2 separate regions of the Mus musculus genome follow, and region 2 is linked to region 1. Evidence: chromatin contacts called from ENCODE Hi-C or POLR2A ChIA-PET data. All regions are on one chromosome and are shown on one strand. Each heading gives the region's core, a stretch centred on a gene start or an enhancer-like site at or near the end of the contact. The rest is flanking DNA. Distances are from core to core; before and after follow the strand shown.

Evidence for each region. A loop is a pair of places that touch in the nucleus more often than their neighbours do. ChIA-PET counts read pairs that join two places held with the same protein, here RNA polymerase II (POLR2A).
Region 2: a loop to region 1 is called in a map of heart, with 5 times the contacts of the local background. The contact joins the enhancer-like site here to the promoter of Sh2d4b in region 1. A Hi-C loop is called at or near these places in 1 of 37 maps with a recorded cell type or tissue (heart). POLR2A ChIA-PET finds 5 or more read pairs at or near these places in 4 of 5 experiments (Patski and embryonic stem cell).

Annotation. Positions count from the first base shown.
Region 1 is chr14:40,889,982-40,896,235 of GRCm38, forward strand. It overlaps Sh2d4b (SH2 domain containing 4B), which reads right to left and starts at 3,333. Exons shown (of 8, transcript NM_177816.4): 1 at 2,801-3,333. The coding sequence starts at 2,984.
Region 2 is chr14:40,940,351-40,946,604 of GRCm38, forward strand. All of the region lies in intron 1 of Tspan14 (tetraspanin 14), which reads right to left. Among named protein-coding and RNA genes, the nearest start is that of Tspan14, 23 kb to the right of the region's middle. Within about 2 kb of position 3,045, at least 1 of the 3 ENCODE cell types and tissues checked has a DNase peak (open chromatin) inside an H3K27ac peak, as active enhancers do.

The DNA of each region.
Region 1 (6,254 bases), core at 2,083-4,582:
CTCAGTCTCAAGGAAGGAAAACACAGTGAAGTGTAGCTTGAGTGCCAGCAGTTTGGAATCTACTGGGAGAGTCACACAAGGGAATGGTGAATAACAATGGTGGGGTAGCAAATGATGCAACTGGGGTTGGTCCTATGTGCCAGAAAGGTACATCAATGGCATCTCCCAAGATTCCAGGGGCAGGGACAACAGATAAAACAAAAGAACATCACCAACAGTAAGAAAAACATGCAAAAGACCAGGGTGAGAGTGGACATGATGAGGCGGTACCATCATGCCTGAAGAATGTATTGAGGCAGACCAACATGGAAGTTAGATTGGAAGGCGGAAGCCAGGCCACCAACAGGCCTGCACTGCACATGGCCTGGGTTGAACCCTTTGAATAAATCAAAGCTACACTTTGCTTGATGAATAGATGGAGACAAGTGAGGGAGGGTCCAGGGGCAAAAAAGAAAGCAAGTGGATTCGTGCTACAAAGTATAGAGTTGAGCTAAAAAAAAAAATAGCCCTTACATTCTAAGAGACTAGAACTTTTGCTGGACTTTACAGACAGACTTAGTAACATACCTTGAGGTCACTTAAGACTTTTAAGATCACTATCCTACTGTGTACTCAGTCTGTTCGTTTAATCTGCCTTTAAGAGGACAATACAACAACCAGCCTTAATTGCTTAGAATTTCAAATGTATTCAACTTTTACAACCTACGCTAATGCATAGCTGTAATCTTAATCTACCTGGCATTAGTGATCTGCACCAAGTTTTAGCCTTTGAATCTTTGAGTAGATGGATCATAGGGCTTTCGGTTGACTGAAGTAGCAGTATAGGGAATACTGGTGACTCAAGAACCAGGAGGCAAGTGTCATACAAGGCAGCTCCCATGCACCTCACTCAAGAGCAATGCATGTTTTGGGACCTGTGTTATAATCATCAGTTTCTGAAAGAGCAAATATAGGTTCAAACCAATTTTATAAAACGAATATCCACCAAAAATGTTGAATGCCACATATAAATGTTGATTGGTAAATAGCAATGTTTGTAATACTCTTTGTTATCTGGGTCAGTTAGGGTCGGTGACTTAAGCTCTTGTAACACTTTGTTAAAGATTTCCATGAAGAACCCATTATTCCTTTCCCCATGTGATGCTTTCTGCATTTTTCAATAAAAGAGAGGACAAACTCTTTGTTAGGGACAGACACACCTACAGAGAGACAGGGACAAACAGATTCACAAGACAGCCTTCAGGCAGGCACATAATCAGACCCATACAACAGACAGAGGGCAATGAAAGATGCAGAGATATAGAAGATTCAAATCTGGGCTCACTCTTGATTAAATGACACCAAGAGAAAATGCTTCATTGATCTCTGTACTTAATGTATGCAACACCAGCACATTATTGGTGACTCTGCATTTACTTTATTGTAATGTTTTCAAAGGGACCATAAAGTGTGTACAACATACACAAAAGCTAGTCTCCGTAGCAGAATCTAGAATGTGCAAGGTGCCTTAGCACACCTGATGCTGGCTAGAGGTCCCAAGTAGGTCTGTTAGCCCCAGTACATGGCTTTAACTGACAAATGACTTTGAATATAAAGTACCTGAAAGACAGGTTGGGTCTTTGCTTCTTGCCGGAAGTTGCTATTGCCATTTGGAGATGATGACTCATTATGCGAGGAAATTTTCTGGCATCCTTCTGGCAGATGCGCAGTGGGACTATAAACACAACCCACAGCATCCTCTCACATGAAGACGTGGGCTGTGGAGTACACTGTGGGCTGTGATATAGAGTAGAGACCTAAGCTGAGAATCAGAGTCTATATGCCAGGGAGGAAGGACCTAGTTATCTTCAATGTATTCTGACTAGAACTGCTATTGAGGGTGAAAGTATAACAAAGTAAAAACAGAATTCTAGGCCTTTAGGCCCAGGCTTGGGAATGTGGCCTTTGTAAAGGTATGCTAATCATAAAACAGATAGCGACATTCCTCCACCCACCCACTTCCTGGGTTCAAAGAGTGCTCATTCAAAGAAAGTCACCCTGACCATTACCAGAACCTGCAATGCAAATGTGCTATAGTTAGGGGCTCTTAGAAGCTGTCTTGAGAGTTAACAATTACCAGGTATTCCTTGTGACTCTTAACTGGTATCTTTGGTATCTTCCAACAACGCCCTCCCCACTTCCTTGAGTTGTGGTTTCTTCCTTTAAATACCCCCTTACCCAGCTACTCGGGCCGCCGTGGTCCTCTACCCCTGCGTGGTGTATGACTGTGGGCCGGAGAGCGCTCTTGAATAAAAATCCTCTTGCAGTTTGCAACAAGACCGTTTCTTGTGGGGGATTTTGGGGTGTCGCCTCTCCTGAGTCAGAACGTGGGAGAGTCCTCACTTTGTGGGTCTTTCAAGGGTAGAGAATATGCCCTTGGTCTGGGCATATACCTTACTAGTAGAGTACACAAAGCCTCAGACTCAATTCCCAGAATCAGAAAAAGAAAGAAGACAATGGTCTCTGTTATGCACCATGCAATTGTCAAGCATCAGATTCCACAGCGCCTTCTTTGAAGTGAGGAAGTCTACACTTCCCCAGCCCATCTGAGTCCTGCATAGTCCCTGCCACATTCTTCTATAATCCTGGTTGGAAACCCAAGCTAGTGGGACTAAAGGCCCCAGCACAAGGCTTCCAAATCCCCAGTCTTTATCACACTAGTGCCCATACGAAAGGAGAACCCAGCCTTGACTCGTTAACTTTCTCATTATTAGTTAAGATTTGGTGACCCGCCCCCCACCCCCACCCCCAAGCCACATACCTCTCTTGACCTTTGCGGGCCTCAGGCCCTCTGCCTGAGCCAGGGCATCCCACGCCTCCCGTTCCCTCCATCGCCGCAGCTGCTCCTCTCGCATCTTATAGAAGAGGATGTGCTTCTGCACATCGCTGAGCTCGGCCAACAGCTCCGGGTCGATGTACATGTCCTGCAGGATCTGCTGCAGCATGATGCTGTGGGGGACGCACACCGGAGTGCAGCCAGTCAGAACTCCAAGGCTACACAAGATCCCTGGGCCAGGCCAGCGCCTTGAGCCAATTCTGCCCTAGCTCCTCACTTTGGAGTCACTCCAGATGACCTCTCCTTGGACAGCATCTTTGTCCTGTCTCAGCTCCCAGCCAATGATGGATTCATATCGGCCAGGACAGCATTATTCACCCAAGCAGCAAGAACCAAGGGGCTCTGAGAGGTAGCAGAGGCAGAGAGCTGTCTAGTCCTGGCTTCCTATTAAGATCACTTATCATTAAATTACCACATTTCAGCAGTGTTGTGGCTTCACCTGGGGTTTCTACAACAATAAGGCTCCAAACATCTGCTCAGACCCAAATCCACCTGGGTCGGGAGGTGTCGAGTGATCTGTTAGTGGAAGGTAACAATGACACCAGCTGTATCAGTGACACTGGCCCGGCCAGCTGAGAACTGATCCCTCCCCTGCAGATAAGAGGGGGTGGGGAAGAAGTTGTTTGCCTACTAATTCCATGTCTTTTGAGCCAATGTCAGAGGCCTATGCAACTTTCAAAAGCTTCTGGGACCCCAGGTGCCACAACTGTATCTGCTTCACCATGAGCAACCTTCCTCATTTCAGGGCACCTGGAAGATAATGTTATTACTTCTTAAAGTGCCTTGGGGAGGAAATGCCTTCCCTCCTATCTGTTTTGGATTCAAACTGGCGAACAAAATGGAATCAGTAGAAGAAATGTAGGGGTTATTACCTTACCACAGTGCTCATGACCATAAAGATGACATCATTTCCTTTCCCTAGAGCAGACTTTTAAACTCTGCATGTGCTTAAAGACAGGCCTCCCCAGTGGGCCATTTGGGAGGTTGTTGTTGATATCTTTGTTGTCCAAGTCCTTGCTAGTCTGCTTTAATACAAATGTCCAGGCTTCTGCTTTGAGGTGGGTAGGAGCTGCTCTTGCTGAGACCCGAGGCTCCCTTTCTAATAAGCTTGCTTGCAGAGCTGTTCATAGGTGTCCTTTTATCCAGACAGGAAAGCCCAGGAAGGTAGTGCATGCCTCGGGCTATGCAGCCAGTAGGCTGCCGCAGCAGCGCTCCACCCAGATTTCAAATTTGACATCCTCTTCGTAGTTTAAAGCTGCAACCCTATCCGGAGAAAACAGGCAAGATCTGGCACTGTGAGCAGGTTGGATTGGTGGTATCAGTTTCTCCACTTCCCTAGGGATGGAAGAGGGATCCGGAAACCAAGAGAAATGGTAGAGACCCGGAGTCTGAATCTGTCTCTCTCTGCAAGACTGACACAAAAGTAAGCAGAACCAAGCGGAGTCTCTCCAGTTAAGCCCACAGGGTCAAAAACGAATGTGGCAGCCAGACACCCTCCTCTCAGGCCAGTCCCTTTTCCTCTCTCAAGCCGGTTTTGGTCGGCGTTTTATCCCAGGCAATAGGGAAGCAAATTGGGACACTGGTGAACCAAAGGCAGGAAGGACATCTAGCCTCTGTGTCCCCAGATTCTTAAAAGAACAGGATAGAAGGCAGAGAAAACACTATTAAAAGCAGAGGAATGGTTCCAGGCCTTTGAAAGCAGTGGCGTCCTGGGATTTGTAAACGAATAGGAGAAATTACTCCATTAGTGCTACTGAGGCTCTGTTTGCGGGGGAGGAGCGCTCCCTAGCAATCCCAGGTCAGTGGGGCAGGAGGCCAATTGATACCAAATACGTGAACCTGACCCAGCCACGGGCTGTGTCAGATTTCTGGAACACTAAGGGGGCGGTTCCGCCACTCTGGGCTCCTTGAGTGCTCTTATCCACGTGTTCCTGGAAGCTGCGTCTGGCTTGGCGCGCCCCCTGCCGACCGAACTGGACCACAACCCTAGCACTGCACGCCAGGTGCAGCCGGACTGGAACGCAGCAGCATCTTCAGACAGGTTATATTTTGGTTTTATTTTTCATTGGCCGAAGTGGTCCCTGTTGCAAACTGACGCCGTTTCTTGCCGGACAAGTCTGTTGTGCAAGTTTCTGGAAACCACCTGGATGTCCCTAAGCTGGGAAACATTATTCTTGTCACGAAGAACGATGATGACATCAGTTGTTTGGAGGAGGGGAAAACACCCAGGGCAGTAAGAGTGGAAAGGCAAAAAACGAGGGATATGTCCATAGTGTGATTTGTTTTAAAAATGTGTTTGGACCCCTGGGAAGTAGACTTGGGAGAGGGCAGAAATGATGAGAGAAATTATGTTTGATTATTTCTGTGTAAACAAAGAGAAGCATACAGAAAATTACACACATAATTGGTTTCTTCTTAGAAAATAGGGGATTGACTGCTATACAGTAAGTTAGATGGTCTTATATAACACATATGATTAAAGTCAAATGTATTTCAAATTCCTAAAATGTGCTCTACAAACACCACACCTGGAATTCAGCCTACATGAGGAACACTACTAGAAAGATCCCTGAAGGCAAAGCCAGGCTTCCCTACCCTGGGGAAGTCAGGAGGGCACCTGGGTTCCTGAGCAGGAGAAAAGCTTTGAGAGTTTCTGAGAGGAAGTGTTAAAGAGAAGGCACTGGAAGGAGGTTGCAGGGATATGCCCCTCCATACCCCCTTAGATGTACGTACCTCATACTGGCCTAGAACTAGCTGTGTAGCTGGGGTCCCTGAACATCTGACCCTTTCCAAGGATTGAATTTACTGGCATGTGCCACCACACTCAGTTTTATGAGACTTGTGTCGGGGCTTAAGCACATCTCCAACTCTGCTTTTAAAACAAGTCAATGCATGCTATTTTCCTGAGCAAACCCCAGTTACTAAAGTCTAAACCCGGGTCCTCACAGGGTTCTCAAAATCCCCAGTGATCTGCACGGATGGCCCCTCCCACCAGTCTCACTGACTGCAGCCTGCTGGCCTCACCCTGGGCCGATCACTACCTGACTACTCAGTGCACACATCAAACACCACATCCCTAGCACCTCAATATTGGCTTATCAGTCTGCCTGGGACCCACTTGGCTCCTTAGCGAATCCGAGTCTTGGTTCATATGAATCCTGTTCTTTCGCCATGCTGGAACTCAAACCCAGGTCTTTACGTGTATGGGCTCTTGTATGGATCTACGTTCTCAGACCAGCTCAGTTTGTTCATTACCCTGCACTCACGGCTCTCCCCACTCGCTTCCTCTGCTCTGTGTTTTTCCTTAGCATTGAACTTTGTAAACCACTACTTTACTTATTGATTTGTTGCTGTATTTTTGTCTGTCTCCCTGCTAGAT
Region 2 (6,254 bases), core at 1,795-4,294, 50 kb after region 1:
CAGCTGTAAGGCATTTTCTTAATTAGTTATTGATAAGGGAAAGCCCAGCCCATTGTGGGTGGTGACATCCCTGGGCTGGTATCCCTGGGTTCTAAAAGCGAACAGGCTGAGCAAGCCACAGGAAGCCAGCCAGTAAATAGCACCCCTCTAAGGCCTCTGCACCAGCTCCTCACTCCAGGTTCCTGCCCTGCTTAAGTTCCTGTCCTGATTTCCTTCAATAGTGAACAGTGCTATGACGGTGTAAGTCAAATAAACCCTTTCTTCCCTAACTTGCTTTGTGGTCGTGGTGGTTGTTTGGTTCAGCAATATATGCCCTAAGACTCCAACTCTTCTCATTTATATCTGTGTATCCCTTGTATTGACTCTATATCTATGCTTACATTACTATTCCCTCATTGTCACTTTTCAGCATCACCTGTTCGGTGCCCACTCAGGAAGATGGCAATTTAGCTCTATTCCTTACCAACCCCATCCTTTCCTAAGCCACTCCCACATGCTTGTCCTAGTTCATCTCTCCATTCTAATTATAGTGAAGCTGTAGGGCTGGCTGTGGTCATTTTCAGAGTTGATATTATGATGACCACGTGAGCCAGAAGGATAAGCCACACAAACTGTGATTGTTTTTCTTTTCAGCTGTCAAAATCTGTGCTCAGTAAGTTATGCATCAGATGCTCTATTCCTATCCTCAAGCAGCGCTTCCAAGGTAGTAGACATGGACAGATAGATGCATAGTCCTCCTTAGGTACTACTCACAGAAGGTGCTTAGTGTTGTGAGAAGTGCTGAGGTTCTCTAGGTGGGGTGCAGGATGAGCTGTGAGTAGAATTCTAGGCTGGGAATCAATTCCATGGAGAAAGTGACATCATCCCTTGTCCTTCTATAATTCTAGAGAAGGCTGAATCTCTGTCCCTGATCTTGGACTGCAAATGTTTCTCTCTGTAAGCATTTGGGTTAACTGGTTTACCTATATCATCTAAGTGGTTCCACTGGCAGAGGAGCTTCCAACCTGAAGACAAGGACTTTCTTTTCTACCAAGTGTTTCCCTCCATGATGTTGCCAAGCTCTGCTGCTTTTTAATGGATATGGGAAACCTGGACTAATCCTTCAATCACCCTTCCTTTCCTGCCCTATTATCCACCTCCTATCTCTAAGCACTGTTTTCTGGAAAACCACTTTAACTTGACCTCCTACTGATTCCTAATAATTCTATATTTTTGCTCAGCTCTTGATTTTTAAACAACTTTTTACATTCCAAATGTGCCTTTTAAAATACTATCTTGTTCTTATTTCACACTGCTGCAGTTCTCTTAATCTAAGCAAAATGTCTGAATAGTTTTTCTCAAAACTCTCTTATCTTAATAGGCTGCCTCAAGATTTTTTTCTTTTGTTTTGTTTTGTATTGTTTTGCTGTCATTCATGGTAGGTACTTTCCATATGCTCAGTAATTCTTAATTAAGAACAAATAAAATGTTTGGAAACTGTGTCTTTAAGCAGGATGTATCTGTCCAGGATAAACTGGCTGAGCCACTTGCTAAATCCATGCTCCCAACATTTCAGGATTTCTAATTGTTGTCTGTTTAGTTTTTGTTTGTATCCATTTAGTTACGTCTCCCTCCCTGTGCCAACCCACCAGTGTTTTGAGGGCAGGGGGCAGGGAAATAGCCTGGAAAACTGAAAAAATGTGGTTTCACCACTAATTCCCAAGAATACCTGGGTCTCCTAGACTCAGGTCATCCTACTGTAGCAACAGAGGGAGATGGACAGTCCACAGAAAGAAGAGGGGAAGAAGTCTAGGAAAACCTCATCCCACTCTTCCCCTCCCACCCTCTTTTTATTTTGGTCTGAGGATTTCATAGAGGTGACCTTCTCCTCTCCCCAGAATCACCTGCCACCATCAATTCTTATACTTTAAACTGGACCACTCACAACTTATTTACGAATAATACATTTTTTTTTTGTTCCTATTACCCAGCCCTCCATTAATGCCAAACAGGTACACTGACTCCTTTTCTAAATTCCCCTTCACTCATAATGGGTTTTAAGAGAAAGTAACACTATGTATGTTTGCTCAATTCACATGCTCATCCAGTACACTCCTAGGAAGTAGTTTTCATTGGTGTGTTTTTTATATATATAATGTAATACCACATGAAGAGCAAAAGAAATTTTGTAATTCAGGCTACTCCTCAACTGGTCTTAAAATGGTTCGGTGCAGAACTGTCTCTGGACTTCTGTAGGGATGGCAAGGAAGCCAAAGCCTGGCCAGGTCCTCTCAAAACCGTGTAGAGCCAGCCAGATGGCTCAGCAGGTAAAGGCACCTGCTACCAAACCTAATGACAGAGTCCTAGCTCTGGAATCCCCACAGTGGAAGGAAAGAACTGACTCCTGCAAGTTGTCCTTTGACAAGCACCCACACAGACAAGACAGCTATAATAAATATACATATATATCCATGCACAAAAGTGCACAAATAAATAAAATGTGGTTTTAAAAAGGTACTCTGGGGCTGGTGAGATGGCTCAGTGGGTAAGAGCACCCGACTGCTCTTCCGGAGGTCCAGAGTTCAAATCCCAGCAACCATATGGTGGCTCACGGTCATCCGTAACGAGATCTGACTCCCTTTTCTGGAGTGTCTGAGGACAGCTACAGTGTACTTACATATAATAAATAAATAAATCTTAAAAAAAAAAGGTACTCTTTACTCAGTAGCTTATGCACATCTTCTCAAAATTTAAATCATCTCTAGACCACTTATAATGCCTTACATACTATAAATACTCTGCAAATTGTTGCTTAGTATATTGTTTAAGAAATGATGGCAAGGAAAAATATATGTGTGCAGACAGACACAACTTGTTTCCTGGATATTTTCAATCTGTGGTTGGTTGAATCCATGACTACAGAATTACATAAGCCCTTAAAAACAAAGCTCCTTCCAAGCTGAGGGCAAAAAGAGAATTCAGAGACTCCTAACATAACCAGCACTGTTGCTGGCCCAAGGTAGCAGAGACACCTGTGACAGAGAATATAGGAGTTATGGATGTGCACAAGCCTAGCTTACAGTCAACAGCAAAACATGGATCAGTGTCCCAAAGCAGCAAAGAGAAGATTCTGTGACAGCCTGGATGAGCCTCAAGGTGAATCTCCCCACCGAAGCTTCGGGAAAAGAGCACAGAGCTGCCAATGCTATATAACTATATATTCAGAGACCCACCCAAAAAAACCAACTGAGCTTCTGCAGAGACCGTAAGACATCAAATGAAATATATGTGGGTTTAAAGCATCAATGAGGCCAGTGAAAGGCTACAGGCAAAAGCTATCAGCTCAGAAGAAAGACTGGATTATTGCCAGGCAGTGGTGGCACACGCCTTTAATCCCTGCACTTGAGGCAGAGGCAGGCAGATTTCTGAGTTCGAGGCCAGCCTGGTCTACAGAGTGAGTTCCAGGACAGCCAGGGCTACACAGAGAAAAACCCTGTCTCGAAATACCAAAGGGGAAATAAAAAAAAAAACAAAAAACACTGGATTATTTATTACTTTACTATTATCGTTATTGCTGCTGCTGCTGCTGTTGTTGACAGGAACTTACCATGTCATCCTGGCTGGCTTGAATTTGCCACCTGCCTCTGCTTCCCCAGTACTGAGATTAAAGGTGGAAACCACACCCAGCCTAAAGATTAGCTTTTAGGTAGAAGCTAATTGAAGTGTCTAGATAAAAGGTTAACCCATCCCTCCCCACCCCACCCCTAAAAAAATTAGTAGCCTTCCTATATACAAATGATAAGGGCTGAGAAAGAAGTCAGAGAAACATCCTCCTTCACAATAGCCACAAATAATAATATAAAGTATCTTAGTGTATGTAACTGTAACCAAGCAAATGAAAAGCCTGTATAACAATAACTTCAAGTCTTAAAGAAAATAATTGAAAAACATATCAGAGGATGGAAAGATCTCCCATGGTCATGGAACAGTAGGATTAACATAGTAAAAATAGCCATTTTACACAAAGCAATTTACAAATTCAATGCAATTCGAATCGAAATTCCAACACAGAGCCAGATGCCAGTGGCACTCTTCTTTAACCCCAGCATAGCATTTGGAAGGCAGAGGCAGCCAGATCTCTGAGTTTGAGGCCAGCCTGGCCTATAGAGAGAGTTCCAGGGTAGCCAGGGCTACACAAAGAAACCCTGTCTCAAAAAACAAACAAAACAAAATAAAACAAAACAACAATAAAACCCCACAACTCTTTATAGACCTAAAAAATAAAATAAAATAAATCTCCAGGATAGCTAAAACAATCCTATACAATAAAAGAACTTCTGGAGGTATCACCATTCTGGATTTCAAGCTGGACTACAAAGCAACCATAATTAAAACTGCATGGTATTGGCATAAACATAGACAGGTTAATCAATGAAATCAAATCAAAGACCCAGACGTAAATCTACACACCTATGAACACCTGATTTTTGACAAAGAAGCCAAAATTATACAATGGGAAAAAGAAAACATGTTCAACAAATGGTGCTAATCTACCTAGATGTGTGTATGTAGAATACAAACAGTCCCTACCTATCACCCTGCACAAAACTCAGAGAACAGCCTTGAATGGATTGGCACAGGAGACAACTTCCTGAACATATCACCAACAGCTCAGGCACTAAGACAATTAATAAGTGGGACCTCATGAAACTGAAAAGCTTCTGTAAAGCGAAGGACACTGTGAATAGGACAAAAAGGGTAGCCTACAGAATGGAAAAAGCTCTTCACTAACCCTACACTCGACAGAGGGCTAATATCCAAAATATAGAAAGAATTCAACAAACCAGACATCAACATACCGGGTACAGATCTAAACAGAGGCTTCTCAACAAAGGATTCCAAATGGCCATGAAACACCTAAAGAAAAGGTTCAATATCCTTAGCAGTCAGGGAAATGCAGATCAAAACAACTTTGAGAATCTTGTACCTGACAGAATGGCTAAGATCAAAAACACAAGTGACAGCTAACCTGGTGAGGATGTGGAACAAGGTGAACACTCCTCCATTGCTGGTGGAGGTACAAACTTTTATAACCACTTTGGAAATCAAAATGGCAGTGTCTCAGAAAGTTGGGAACTGATCTACCTCAAGACCCAACTAAGTTACTCCAGGCATTTTGTTGTTCAGCTCCGTTCATAGAAGCTTTCCTCATAATAGCCAGAACCTGGAAACACCATAGATGTCCCTCAACCAAAGATTGGATAAAGAAAATGTGGTACATTTACACAATGGAGTATCATCATGAACTTTGTTAGCAAATGGACAGACATGTATGCAGTCTCTTATAAGTGGATACTAGCTGTAAAGGATAACCATACTACAATCTACAGACCCAGGGATTAAGTAACAAGAAAGGCCCAAGTGGGACAGGGGGATAGATGGATGCATGGACCTCCCTGGGAAGGGGAAATAAAATAGAATTCATGGGTGGACTCAAGGCAGGTGGAGATAGGACAGGGGATTCAGGTGGTGGGGAGTACCGGGAGAGACCACTGGAATTGGGGCATTTTAGGGGGTGAAATAGAAACCTAGAGCAATGGAAACATCCTGGAATCTAAAACAGTGACCTTAGTGAAGAAGACTCCTAGTGATGTGGGACATGGGGTCTGAACTGGCCATCTTCTGTGACCAGGCAAGACTTCCAGTGAAGGGACTGGGACACAAACCCAGCCACAAAACCCTTGACCTACAATTTGTCAGGCCTGAAAAATGTGCTGCAGTAAAAGTGGCACAGAACTTGTAGGAGTGGCCAACAAATGACTGGTCCAACTTGAGACCCATGTAACCAGAGGTAGTCCATGCCTAACACTGACCAGGAACCGGAGGCTGGCTGGATAGCCCAGAGATCTAGGATGGAACCAAACATGACTGGGGAATAAAAAGAGTCAATGGAATGGTTCCTAATGATATTCTGCTATACTTATAGACTGGAGCCTAGCACAGTCATCATCAAAGGCTTCATCCAGCAACTGATAGAGCAGATGCAGGACCCACAGCCAAACATCAGGCTCAGCTGGGGGAATCCTTCAGAAGAAGGGGGAGGACTGTAGGAGCCAGAGGTTTCAAGGACACCACAAGAACATGGGCTAACTAACATGGGAATCAACTAACCAGGGCTCATAGGAAGTCACAGAGACTGAGCCAACAATCAGGCAGCCTGTATATGCCTGATGTTGGTCCTCTACTATATGGTAATAACTATCTGTTATAGTTGT